Linked DNA regions of Homo sapiens: regions 1 and 2 are each linked to region 3. Evidence: chromatin contacts called from ENCODE Hi-C or POLR2A ChIA-PET data. All regions are on one chromosome and are shown on one strand. Each heading gives the region's core, a stretch centred on a gene start or an enhancer-like site at or near the end of the contact. The rest is flanking DNA. Distances are from core to core; before and after follow the strand shown.

Region 1 (3,743 bases), core at 133-2,632, 110 kb before region 3:
TTCGAAACCAGGTCTGCCAGGCAGCAAAGGCTAAATGGTATTTTAAAAAGGTGTCGCTTCTGAGTGTATGTGTTCAAGGAATCTCTAGGTAAAATACAAGCATAGCTTCCATGTAGAAGGTAAGCTTCATTAAAGGATAAATAATTAAAACGTGCTAAATTGAGCCTTACATATGAACCATCAAAATCAACTGTAAACAGTGAAATCTACAACAACAAAGAGGTACTGTTCAAGAACATTCTCCCTACCTCTCAAATTATGCACAGACGACAACCGACCCACCGAATTTAACACGGGCGGCTCTGCGTCCTTCCCATTCGTCTTTGTTACCTTGAACACTCCTGCTAGGTAGGTACAGGCAGGTTCCATTCTGACTTTTGGACTGGGAAACTGGGGTGCAGGAGGGCCCCATGGCACGGCCACAGAACTTGAATGCAAGGCCCTTCCCTAGCGGGTCGGTCTCGAAATTAAGTCAGCTAAAACGAGAGTGTGCGGCGAGGAAGCGCTGGGCGGACGGATCAACACCCCGGGCCCCGTGCCGGACCCCACTGCCAGGCCCGAGCCCCGGAGCTCCACCGCGCAAGCGCCGGGCGCCCGGGAAGCCTCGCCCGAGCCAAGCCGAAGCTTCCGACCGAAATAATTACAGTCTTACACCAATTTGTGTTCCAACGTAAATTACTAAGTAAGTCGAACGGAGGCTAACTCCACTCACAAAGCCCAGAGGCCCACATGGCAATTTTTCTAAGCCCTGCGCAGACCGCAGCGCCCCGGTGGGTCCCGGGCGGGCCGGACGCGCCTCCCAAGGGCGCGGGTCCGAGGCGCAAGGCGAGCTGGAGACCCCGAAAACCAGGGCCACTCGGGGAGTGTCAGGAAGCACGACTGGGCGCCTTAGGACGTCCGGGCAGACGCGGCCCCCGAGGAGCCCCAGAGGAGCCCCAGAGGAGCCGCCTGACCCGGCCCCGACGTGCGCGATCGAGCCCGGGCTCGCCAAAGCCCCCGCGCCCCTCCGGCCCGGACAGGCCGAGTGGACATTGTCGGAGCCCCGCGGCCTCGCCGGCAATTGGTTTCCCCCCCGAAGCTGCTCCGGGGGTGAGTTCGGGAGAGAGAGGCAGGACCCCGGGACCAGAGCACCCCGACCCCGACCCCAGCCCGGGCCCCAGCCGCCCCAGCGCCCCGCCCGGGCCGCTCACCTGTCGTCGACGTGCAGGCTGGGCGAGCACTTGATGGCCAGCCAGGTCTTCCAGTGGACATGGCGCACCTTGTACACCTGCCCGAAGCCGCCCGAGCCCACCTTCTCCCAGCCCGTGAACTCGCCCGCGTCGAAGGTGCGCAGCAGCGCCAGGGCCCATGGGGTCCCGCCGTCGCCCTCCATCGCGCACGTCTAGCCAGCGCCGCGGCGGCTGCCCAGGTGCCCAGGTGCGCGCTCCGCCCTGTTACGTCACTTCCGTAGGTCGTCCCGCCCCCAGGCCCCGCCCACTTACCCGCCCCCCGGGCGCCCTCTCTGCCAGCGCCCGGTGACTGCGGACGGATGAATAGACGCTGCGGGTCACTGCGCTCTCCCCTGGGTGAGCAGAGCTTCTCACGCTTCTCACGGGTCTCGACGTGCGCATCAGCTGCCCTGCTTTTCTTTGCTTTTTTTTTTTCCTTAATTGCGGAGTCACATGCAGTTGTAAGAAATCATTCACTTTGCCTAGTTTCCCCCAGTGTTACCACTTTGCAAAACTTTGCCAAAAAAAAAAGTCCAATCTCACAACCAGGATATTGACTTTGATACAGTCACCGATCTTATTCAGTTTTGCCGTTTTACTCGTCTTCCTTTGCATGTATTAGTTTTACACAATGTAATCATCTGTGTACCTTCCCGTATCCACCCCCACCTGGCCACTCCTGTGGCGATTTTACAGCCGCACCCCGGAGCCCTGGCATCACTAATCTTTCCTCTATTTCTAAAATTGTTTTATTTCAGAAATGTTATGTTTAGATACAGGAATCATACAGCGCCTAATTTTTTGAAATTGGCTTTCTTCACTCGTTAGTCTAATTCCCTGCAGGTTCACGTCTTGCTTTTTTACACGAGTTTCCTCTCAGAAAGTAACTTTTTTTAAAAAATTACCCAACAGCAAATCTAAAGTCCATTTCAAATGCAAGAGTTCCCTCATCCTTTCCTAAATAACAGCCTCTTTTTACAGGTAGAACAGATGGTTTGAAAAGGAAAGATTTTTTTTTCACATATGGGGAAAAAAAATTCCCAGCCTTGGAAGGATATTTGGGTTAGAGGCCGAAGTGCATCACAGATCACGCACGCGTCCACACCTCAGAAAACACTCACTCATTCCTGAGACGCAACGGTGAGTGAAGGCTTATTTTTGGCCACAGGAGATTAATAATGAAGACAGGAGGGCGGAGCTAAAGGAGAGGGTATTTTAACGACATTAACTGTGTTTTTGTGTTAGTAACTCGGAAAGAGAGAGGCTGCCCCAAGTCAGCGCATTGAAAGCCGCAGACCTAGTGTCTCCAGGCTCCCCCTTCCAAACGGGCGCGGACCTTCTTTCATAGCCTGTAGCGGGGAGCCGCGTCTCCCCACTGCCTCCCCACTCCCATCCGGCCGCTCTTTGGAGGGAACTCACACATCCCAACATGACGATGCTTGCTCGGGGGGCCTCCTGGGGGGACCAGGGAGCCACTTCCTTTCCCACATACTCCGGAAATTAAAGTTGGTCTCCTTAAGGCTGGAGTGGCAAATAGTTGTTTTAAGCTTGTCACAAATGTAACTTACATTTGGACTAATGTTTTAAAAAATAATTGGAGTTTTGAATCTACGAAGATACCTTGGAAGTAAACATAGTTATTATTTTGGTGGGAAAAAAATGAATGGACTTGAAAGTGAGTCACCTGTCCTGTTCCCGGGGCTCAGCTCTAGCAAAGTACCTTTCTCCATCTACAGTCTCCGGCACACAGCTCCGCAGCTGGGGGTGACTAAGAGCCCACACCACGCAAGTAATAAAACGCTCCAATTTCATTTATTTAATCATCTGTGTGCTTCATTTGACAAATATTTATGGAGTGTCTGCTGCTAGCTCAGTGCCTGGTGCCTGGGACTGAAGACCAGAGCCCCCTGGAGACCAAAAGAGCCAGCTCCCAGCTGTGAGCAGATCGGGTCCAAAGATCACGGGCTCGGCGGCAGGAACCTGGTTTGGTATCCGGCTCCTCTGCGGACTTTGAAGTGCTTTACCGATTCACATGACAACTGGTAAAACGAAAACAAACACCTTTCCAGGAATTGTGAATTCGAGTTCCAGACCCTCTGGGATTCCGGGAGCGCAGCTGCTATTTATGTTAACAGTCATTGGTCCCAGGCTGGTGAGGTTAGAATTTCCAAGTATAAAAGTAATTTAGTTTCGTTTTAAATACATTTTAGGGCCAAAGAAAAGTGGAACGATTTAAAGAAAAAGATGAAATGAATAATAGGGCAAGTTGGGAGGTGGCTGTCCTGAGGTTTCATGGGACAACATTAATTAACCTCATGAAGTGCCTGCATGGACAACGTGCCCGGTGTGGTTACAAACAAACCAATCAGCACAGATCCTGGGTGGAAAGCAGGGCGCAGCCACGGAGGCACAGTAGGGGTGCAGACTTGAAGGTTTTTAGGAGGTAAGCCCCGAGGGCACGAAGCTCCACGGAGAGACTGTTGACCCGCCTGGGAGTGCAGTGCAGGTGAGGAGGGGAGGGACGACGAGGGGAGA
Region 2 (3,721 bases), core at 551-3,050, 95 kb after region 3:
GGCCGGGGGTTAGGAGACAGTGCCACAACAATGCTCTTCGAAATCAAACATGCGAGAAAGCAACGTTTAATTTTGTTTTTCATTTGGCGTATTCACATTTCCGTCTTTTGCTTTTGGTCCATGTTTGCTCTCCTTTCTGTGCTTGTCACGGGCATCTGGTCACTCCCGGCCTACTGCATTCCTACTCTTTCTCATCCCAGTTCAAGCGTGTTCCCCAGGCCAGCCTGCCCCTTGCATCTCTGCCAAGACGTTGTTTCTCACGCACCTGGGAAGGTGTTTCACATGCCCGAACACGCTGAGGGTCAGATGGACCCCAGGGTCTCAGCCGGCCGACCCTAACTTCCCAGGCTGCATGTAAAGCCGTTGTGCAGAGTCTTTTCTGGAAGTAGAGCCTCTTCTCCACTAAGTTATTTTTTCTTTTTAACTTAGGCCTTGCCCACGAGATACTTGATAGTCTTCCAGCTTTTATTTTATCTGTCCACTTTGATCAACTTTGATCAGCATCAGCATGATTTCAAAGTCTTTGTCAAGAAACAGACGCTGGCGTTGGATGAGGCATGGGAAAGATGAAGAGAGTTGGCTGAGAAGGACGTGGTCCCCAGCCCTGTTCTTGAGGCTGGGTCTTTAGGGGGCCAGGAGGTGCGGAGCTGAACGCTTCCCGCCTGAGGCTTCATCCGCCCGCAAGTGCATCAGGACTCTGCTTGCAAAGCGACGATCATTTCCTGGGTTATCAGTCTGGAAGCTGCATCCACAAAGAACAGGAGGCTGTTGGTTTTTGCTCATGCATTCATTCCTTCGTTCATTTGGCATTCCTTGGAGTGCAGCCAGCAGCCACGGGGCGCAGGTGCAGTCCGTTCTGGGCCACACCTGAGAAGAGCTGCAATCCTTGCCTCTTGTTGGAGGCTTTAGGCCCCACCTCGTGTCCTCCTGACCTACCTTTCTGCCTCAGCCCTGCTCTGGCAGCCGGCAGTGCACAGGTGGGGCCTGGCAGCCCTGTGCCTACGCAGCCCCACGTATGTCCTGCTTCTTGCCTCGGGTTTCCCTACTGCCCCTGCGTGGGACTGGCGTCACCATTCTGGGGGACAGGTAGATCTTGAAATGATGAAACATTAATTCCCTGGGGCCAACCTTGACCAGTGAGTGACAAGAGATGGAGGACAAAGGACAAACACTTGCCACTTGTATCTTCCTTCTCAGAGGCTTCTCTGTGGGTCTCCAGGGTCCCCAGCAGGAGGCAGCGAATCCCAGCTGCCCACAGCCTAGTAATCCAGTGTGGGTTCCCTTCTTCCCTGTTTTCCTCCTCCCAGCCCGGACCTGTTCCTGGAATCACTTCCCAGAACTCACCACTAGGCCACAAGCTCTTGTTATTTGAGGAAGGTAGCTAAGGCAGCCACAGGGAGCTCACAGTGTAGGGAGATGGAGCCAGGCACCCAGGAACCATCTCAACCCACGTGGTGAGGGCCACGAGGCATTTCCCAGAGCCTGTGGCACAGAAGAAAGCCAGCCCGGTCCCCTGGGGCAGGTCAGGGGAAGGCTGAACTGGGTCTTGAAGAGGAAGTGGGGGAGGGAGGGACACTCTAGAGCGCAGGAGCAGTGAGTTCAAAGGCCAGGAAATGTGAGGAGGCCGGGCTCCATGGAGACTGGGCCCTATTCTTCTGGTAGATCTGCCCGGATATCCAGCGTGTTTGATTGGACCTGGTTGAGATGAGTTTGGAACTGAAGGCATTTCCTGGCCAAAGTGCAAAGTGACCTTGGAGAGAATTCAGTTTTCCTCAGAGGGGATGAGGAACTCCCACCCTGGGATCAAGCGAGGAAGAACTGCCATCAAGTTTGTGTGTCCTCTACAGCCTCGCTATTCCAGTGTGTGGGCCAGGACAGCAGCTTCCACACCACCTGGGAGCGTGTTGGAAATGCAGAGTGTCAGGCCCCGCCCTGGACCTGTGGAACCAAACCCTGCAGTTTCGTAAGAGCCCAGGGTTTTGAATGCACATTAAAATTTGGGAAGTCCTGTCCTAGGGCACTTTGCAGAAGATGCTTTTGACCGGGCTTGGGGCAGGGCAGCAGAGTTCTGTAAGGGAAAGGGTCTTCGATGAGAGAGGAGAGGAGGGACTCAAAGCACCTGCTGGGAACTGGGGAGGGTAAGGCAGGGGGAGGAGCCAGAAGACGCTGCCAGGTCTCATCCATGGGTGAGGGGTGACAAGCTTCATGGAAATGCAGGGTGGGGGGAAAAGGGGAGGGGGCGATGGGCTCTGCCTGGGGCTGCCCCATCTAAGGTGTCCATGGAGATAGGAAACCAGAGACGTTCACCGGGAGTGATTTTAGTGAATCCTTGCTTCCCTTGAGTCTTCACTGTTTTCCAAATCTTTACAAACCATCTGCTTAATGATTAGGTCTAGAATGTTCTTAGAGATCACTGTCAACATTACCAGACTGAAATTTCTGGAGTCATCTTGTAGACAGTTGGGATATTTATGTTTTCCCCTTTCATTTGCAACTTATATTAAGGTCCCTGCATGGGGCCCCAGTAAATAGCACCCATCTTCCTCACTTGGGTGCTGGAGATGTTAGATATTGGATAAGTTGAATAAGCTGAGTGAAGTAATGAGTACCCAGGGAGCAAACTGTCACGATTTGTCCTGTGAAGGTAAGTTGAGGATGCAGCCTGAGATCTCCTGGTCAAGTTGGGTTGTGAATCGGGTAGATCTAGGCACCCAAGCACTGGCAGGGCTGATGGGGCCGACGGGCTTTCTGCAGGCAGCAGATTCCTAACCATGCCCATCAAATATTCTTCCAGAACTCCTCCTAGGAGCAGGGTAGCCTGGGGTCACTGGAGGCCAGGAGATGGGTGATTAGAGCCCCTGTCCCAAGGAGACGTGGGGTTGGGGGATGCTTTTCCGCTACTCACCTGACTTCTAGATGAAGGTCGGGTGTGTGGTGGGAAAGTTCGCCACACCTGCAAGCTCTGGCAGCATTTCATGCAGGTCCACCTGGGCCCAAAGGCCTGGCCCTAGCAGCATCTGAAGGCATCCCGGTTCTCTAGTCTCTGCCCCACTCTGGTCCCTGCAGACTGATTTTACCTTGTGCACCGCTGTCTTTAGTGAGGAGATTATGAGCAAAGTCAGAATAGAGGATGGAAGCCCTGAGCTCCAAGGACGGCTGTCCCCAAGCTCCTGACCCTGAGGAGACACATGTGCTGCGTGCTGGGCACTGGATAGTCCTGGTCGTCTCCAGCTGGTCCTAGGATCTTGGACAAGTCTCCATCATCCTGGAGCCCTGCAGGGCCCTCCTGAGGCAATGGGGGCCCAGCTGCCCTTGGGACTCCTCCAGCCGCCGCTCTCCAGGGTCCTGTCCTCTGCTTCTCTCAGGCCAGTGTGGGCAGCACCTGCCAAGCCCTGCTGCTCTCGGCCACCTCCCGGCTAGGAACATGTGCTTGGGCCTCCACCTGTTGATTTTTGAAAAATTATTATTTTTATTATTTTCTATTTTCTTTTTTTTTTTTCTGAGACGGAGTCTCACTCTGTCGCCCAGGTTGGAGTGCAGTACCACGATCTCAGCTCACTGCAACCTCCGCTTCCCGGGTTCACGCCATTCTCCTGCCTCAGCCTCGGAGTAGCTGGGATTACAGGCGCCTGCCACCATGCCTGGCTAATTCTTTGTATTTTTAGTAGAGATGGGGTTTCACTGTGTTAGCCAGGATGGTCTCCATCTCCTGACCTCGTGA
Region 3 (3,903 bases), core at 1,332-3,831:
CACCATGCATTTCCAACCAAACCAGCAGCAGGCCTGCCTGGCTCTGGAACTAGGCTCTGTCCTGCCCCATCTCCCCTTCTGCCTCCGAGTTCTGTGGAGTGGAATCATGCAGGGCCTGGATTCCAGTGATGCCAGCTCCATTCCCCACACACAGCCAAAAGATGCAGACTCTGCCCCGCCACTGCTCAAAGCCCCTCAGTGGCATCCACAAGGCAGTCAGAAGAAAATCTCTGCCTGGTGCATGGCCCCTGCTGCCCCACCTCCATGGCCACACTGGCCTGTCCCATCCTGGGCTCATCCCACCCCAGGGCCTTTGCATTTGCCACCATCTGCCTGGTGGGGGCAGGCACCACCGCACCCACCTCCACCAGAGGCTCCCTCACAGCACTGGTCTCCACTGTGGCCCCTCCTCAGACAGCCCCTTCTAGTCCCAGCCCCCAAGTGCCCCATCCCCTGCCCGCCACCTGCCTGCCCTCCTTCCTTTCTTCATGCTCTTCCCATCGTCTTACCTGAGAGTTTTATGATTTTCTGTCTACACCACCTCCACTCCCCTGCCCAGAACATTAGGTCCACCAGGTGCAGCCCTCTCTCCATTCACTACAGCGTGGGGGCACATAACAGGTGTTCAGTAAACATTGGTGGAAAGAATGCATGAATGGCCGAATGAATGAATATCTGCCCACACCAGCACTGTGAGGGGAGCTGAGCAGGGCCATCCACACTTTGCAAATGAGGAACGGAGTCTGAAAAATCATTTAAGTCACCGCTCACCATCCCAACCTCTTGAGCGCACGGGTGGAAGACACAGTTGCCTTAAATCTCCCTTCAATCTGCAAAATGGCAGGACTGTTCTTTCCTGGCCTTCTGTACAGATAATGACATCGAAAATGATATGAGAGCCACATCCTAAGTGAAAAGAGTTCTTTGTCAAATATAATTATTCTAAGACAAGCTAGCAGCCTTCCAACTACAGTTGATTTTTAAATTTATTTATTTGTCTTCTGGAGAAATAACCGTCCCGCCTGCTTCCAAAATGGAACATTTAGCTTGTTCTTTGCTGGCTACTTTGCGGCAAAAAGTATGAATCACAGATAGAAGAAAAACAAACTATAAAAAAAATGGTGTTTTTGCTCTTGAAAGTCTAAATTATAGAGCTACTATTTCTTAATCGTTCACCGTGAGGCAGCGATGTCAGGAAATCTGGGGAAGGAGTGAAGCAGTGAAAACGTGGAACACGTGAAAATGTCCGAGCTTGAAACAAAATACGGTAGTGGTGTGTGCACCGGGGTGGGATCACCACCCTTATCGAGTGTTGACATCATTGCATTCTCCAAGGAGAACTGTCACTGCTACCTTTTAAGGTACATCACAAAGCCAGTGGCTCCTTCACATGTCACCACCCTTCAGGAACCAAGCTAGGTTCTCCAAATTCACTTGAGTCTGGCTTAAGCCAATGTGGTTTTTTTAAAACGAGTGTTGGTAGCTTTAAATACACACACAGGTCCACGTGTCTCTGATCACACACTTGTTTCTACCGTTTTAAACTCCCTTTGGGGACTTGGGGGTGAGGGGCAATTTCTGAGCATTTGTGGGGGAAAAAACCATCCACTACATTAGGGGGTTAAGAAAGGTAAATGGGTGATAACTCTAACCACCAGATAGGAGTGTTTATTTCCATGAGTTTTCATTTCTATTTTCTCAAGGCTAACCCCTGCGTGAACACCTCCCCTCTAGCAGGACGCTGCGCGTGGCCCCCGTCCCCACCTGTCCACGCGAGGCGGGCCTCACCTGAGCGGCCGGGCACGCCCCGTCCCCGAACGGCCACCCACCCCGGGTAGGCACGCGTCACCTGTCCATCCACCTCGCTACCTTCTCTCTGCCACCAAAAGGCTTACGAAAATAAGGCGCAGGGGGTCTGGGAGACCCCATCACCAGGACTCAGCTTCTCTAAACGCGGGGTTGGGGGTCCAGGGACCCCCCCGTGCGACCCGCATGGGCTGTACCCGAGGGCGGGGGATAACGACATCCCCTGGGGCCTCGGCGACGACGCCGCCCGGCGGCGGGGGCCGCGGGGCCGCGGGCCGGGGCGGCGAAGACCCTGCGCCGCGCCCACGGGCGAGCGCGGCCCGGCAGCCCCGCGGCCCCGCGCTGGGCCTGGCCGCGGGCGGGCGGGGGGCGCGAGGCAGGGGACGGGGGCGCGGAGCCCGGCCAGGAGCGCCCGCGGCGGCGGGACCCGGCGGGCGGGCGGCGCGCAGGGCGATCCCGGAGCGGCTCCGGGAAATCCAGCCGGGTTTTGACTCCGATCGCCAACGGTGCCCGCAGCCGGCGAATGTAACAAAGAACAGTCGGCATGGCGGCTGGACCGGGGCGGCGCGCGGCTGCCGGGCGCGGGGGGCGGGGGGCAGCGGGCCCAGGGCGCGCCGGGGCTCGCGGGGGCAGCGGGTGCGGCCCGGGGCCGGCGGGGCGCACGCCGGGGCGGGCGGCGGGCGCAGGGCCCGGAGCTTTACCTGCCTTTGGAATGTGCAGAGCGGGATCGGATCCGGACTCCGGGTTGCGATCCGCTCCGGAAACTGCGCAGCACCGGAAGCCGGGGGGCGGCGGCGGGGCATGGCGGGACTTGTAGTCCGCGGGCGGGCGCGGGGGGCGCAGGCGAGACCCTGGCGCGGCCGGGGGTCCTGCGGGTGGGACTGCGGGGCGCGGGCGGCGTGGACGGGGCAGCGGGCGCGCGCGGGGCGGGTCTGGCCGGAGGGAATTCCGCGCGCGGCCCCCCTCCCACGTGGCACGGCCCTGCCGCCCACGCGCGCGGGCAGCTCCCTCTCCACCTCTCCTCGGACGCGTTTCTTGCGGAGTTGGGGAGTGGTGGCGGTGGGTGGGTCGAGTTTTTCTCTAGAACAGGCCTGGGACTTGCCCCCACTCACGGTGACCTCTGGATTTGGCCGGCGGGGCCCTGGGACACGAGCTCTGTGCCCGCGAGGGGAGTCTGGCCTGGCGGGCTCCGCCACGCTACCGGTGAGCACCGGGCCAGCCGCGGACCTGGCTCTCCATTCTTCCCCGGGGGCCTGTGTGGCCTCTCTTGACCCCCTCCACCAAGTGTGTGTGCCATCACAAAACGTGAGACGGAGAAGGGACAGACTTTTCACCTTAGTCCTGGCCGCCCATATTCAGAGAGGCCGACTGTCTTGTTCATTGCTGCCTGGCAAAAACCTACATTCATAAAGAGAAGTGATGAACCGGGGAAAATGATTTTAAATTGATGCCACAAAAGGGCTCGTTTCCCTCATGTACGTGAAACTCTTGTGAACCAATAAAAATATATATGTATATAGAAAAATGAGCAAAGTGTGTGGATGGACAGTTCGTAGGAAATTCAATGGTTCTTAAGCATATGAGAAGCTATTCAACTACGCTGCAATAAGAGAAAAAAAGTCGCAGTGGGATCATTTTTATTAGATTAGCAAAGATTTTTTAAAACGTTTAATACAACCTGGGCAACATAGCCAGACCTTGTCTCTAAAAAACTTAGCTGGGCTCGGTGGCACGTGCCCGTAGTCTCAGCTACTCAGGAGGCTGAGGCAGGAGGGTCACTTGAGTCCCACAGTTTGAGGCTGCAGTGAGCTGTGATCGTGTCACTGCACTCCAGCCTGGGCAACAGAGTGAGACCCTGTCTCAAACAAAAACAAACAAAAAAAAGTTTTAATAGCATAATTTTGAAGAAACTAGAGAAACAAGCTCCTTTACGGGTAGGAGAATAAATTAGCGTAGTTTCCATTCAGATATTTGTGGATATCCATAAAAATTCTAAATGCACATAGCCTTTGACCCACATGCAGGAATGGTGCCAGAGACGGACTCGCTTGTATGAATGGCATATGTGATCATCACATTTGCTTACATACTACGTGC

What was found. A loop is a pair of places that touch in the nucleus more often than their neighbours do. ChIA-PET counts read pairs that join two places held with the same protein, here RNA polymerase II (POLR2A). Pooled maps may share reads with other maps.
Region 1: a loop to region 3 is called in a map of naive thymus-derived CD4-positive, alpha-beta T cell, with 3 times the contacts of the local background. The contact joins the promoter of RIPK4 here to the promoter of PRDM15 in region 3. A Hi-C loop is called at or near these places in 2 of 168 maps with a recorded cell type or tissue (ascending aorta and naive thymus-derived CD4-positive, alpha-beta T cell), 1 of 37 single-sample maps with no recorded cell type and 6 of 50 pooled maps. POLR2A ChIA-PET finds 5 or more read pairs at or near these places in 5 of 52 experiments (Caco-2, MCF 10A, OCI-LY7 and 2 more).
Region 2: a pooled map shows a loop between it and region 3 (4-fold over the local background). The contact joins the enhancer-like site here to the promoter of PRDM15 in region 3. A Hi-C loop is called at or near these places in 5 of 50 pooled maps. POLR2A ChIA-PET finds 5 or more read pairs at or near these places in 5 of 52 experiments (A673, H1, HepG2 and 2 more).

Annotation. Positions count from the first base shown.
Region 1 is chr21:41,765,670-41,769,412 of GRCh38, forward strand. RIPK4 (receptor interacting serine/threonine kinase 4) reads right to left here and starts at 1,383. Exons shown (of 8, transcript NM_020639.3): 1 at 1,191-1,383. The coding sequence starts at 1,372. LOC102724800 (a long non-coding RNA gene) reads left to right here and starts at 1,498. Exons shown (of 5, transcript XR_937745.3): 1 at 1,498-1,565; 2 at 2,190-2,348; 3 at 2,945-3,714. RefSeq lists an enhancer at 3,000-3,294.
Region 2 is chr21:41,972,756-41,976,476 of GRCh38, forward strand. No RefSeq gene overlaps it. Among named protein-coding and RNA genes, the nearest start is that of C2CD2, 21 kb to the left of the region's middle. Within about 2 kb of position 1,801, at least 4 of the 41 ENCODE cell types and tissues checked have a DNase peak (open chromatin) inside an H3K27ac peak, as active enhancers do.
Region 3 is chr21:41,876,763-41,880,665 of GRCh38, forward strand. PRDM15 (PR/SET domain 15) reads right to left here and starts at 2,582. Exons shown (of 24, transcript NM_001040424.3): 1 at 2,508-2,582. RefSeq lists enhancers at 1,406-1,455, 2,456-2,505 and a silencer at 2,656-2,705.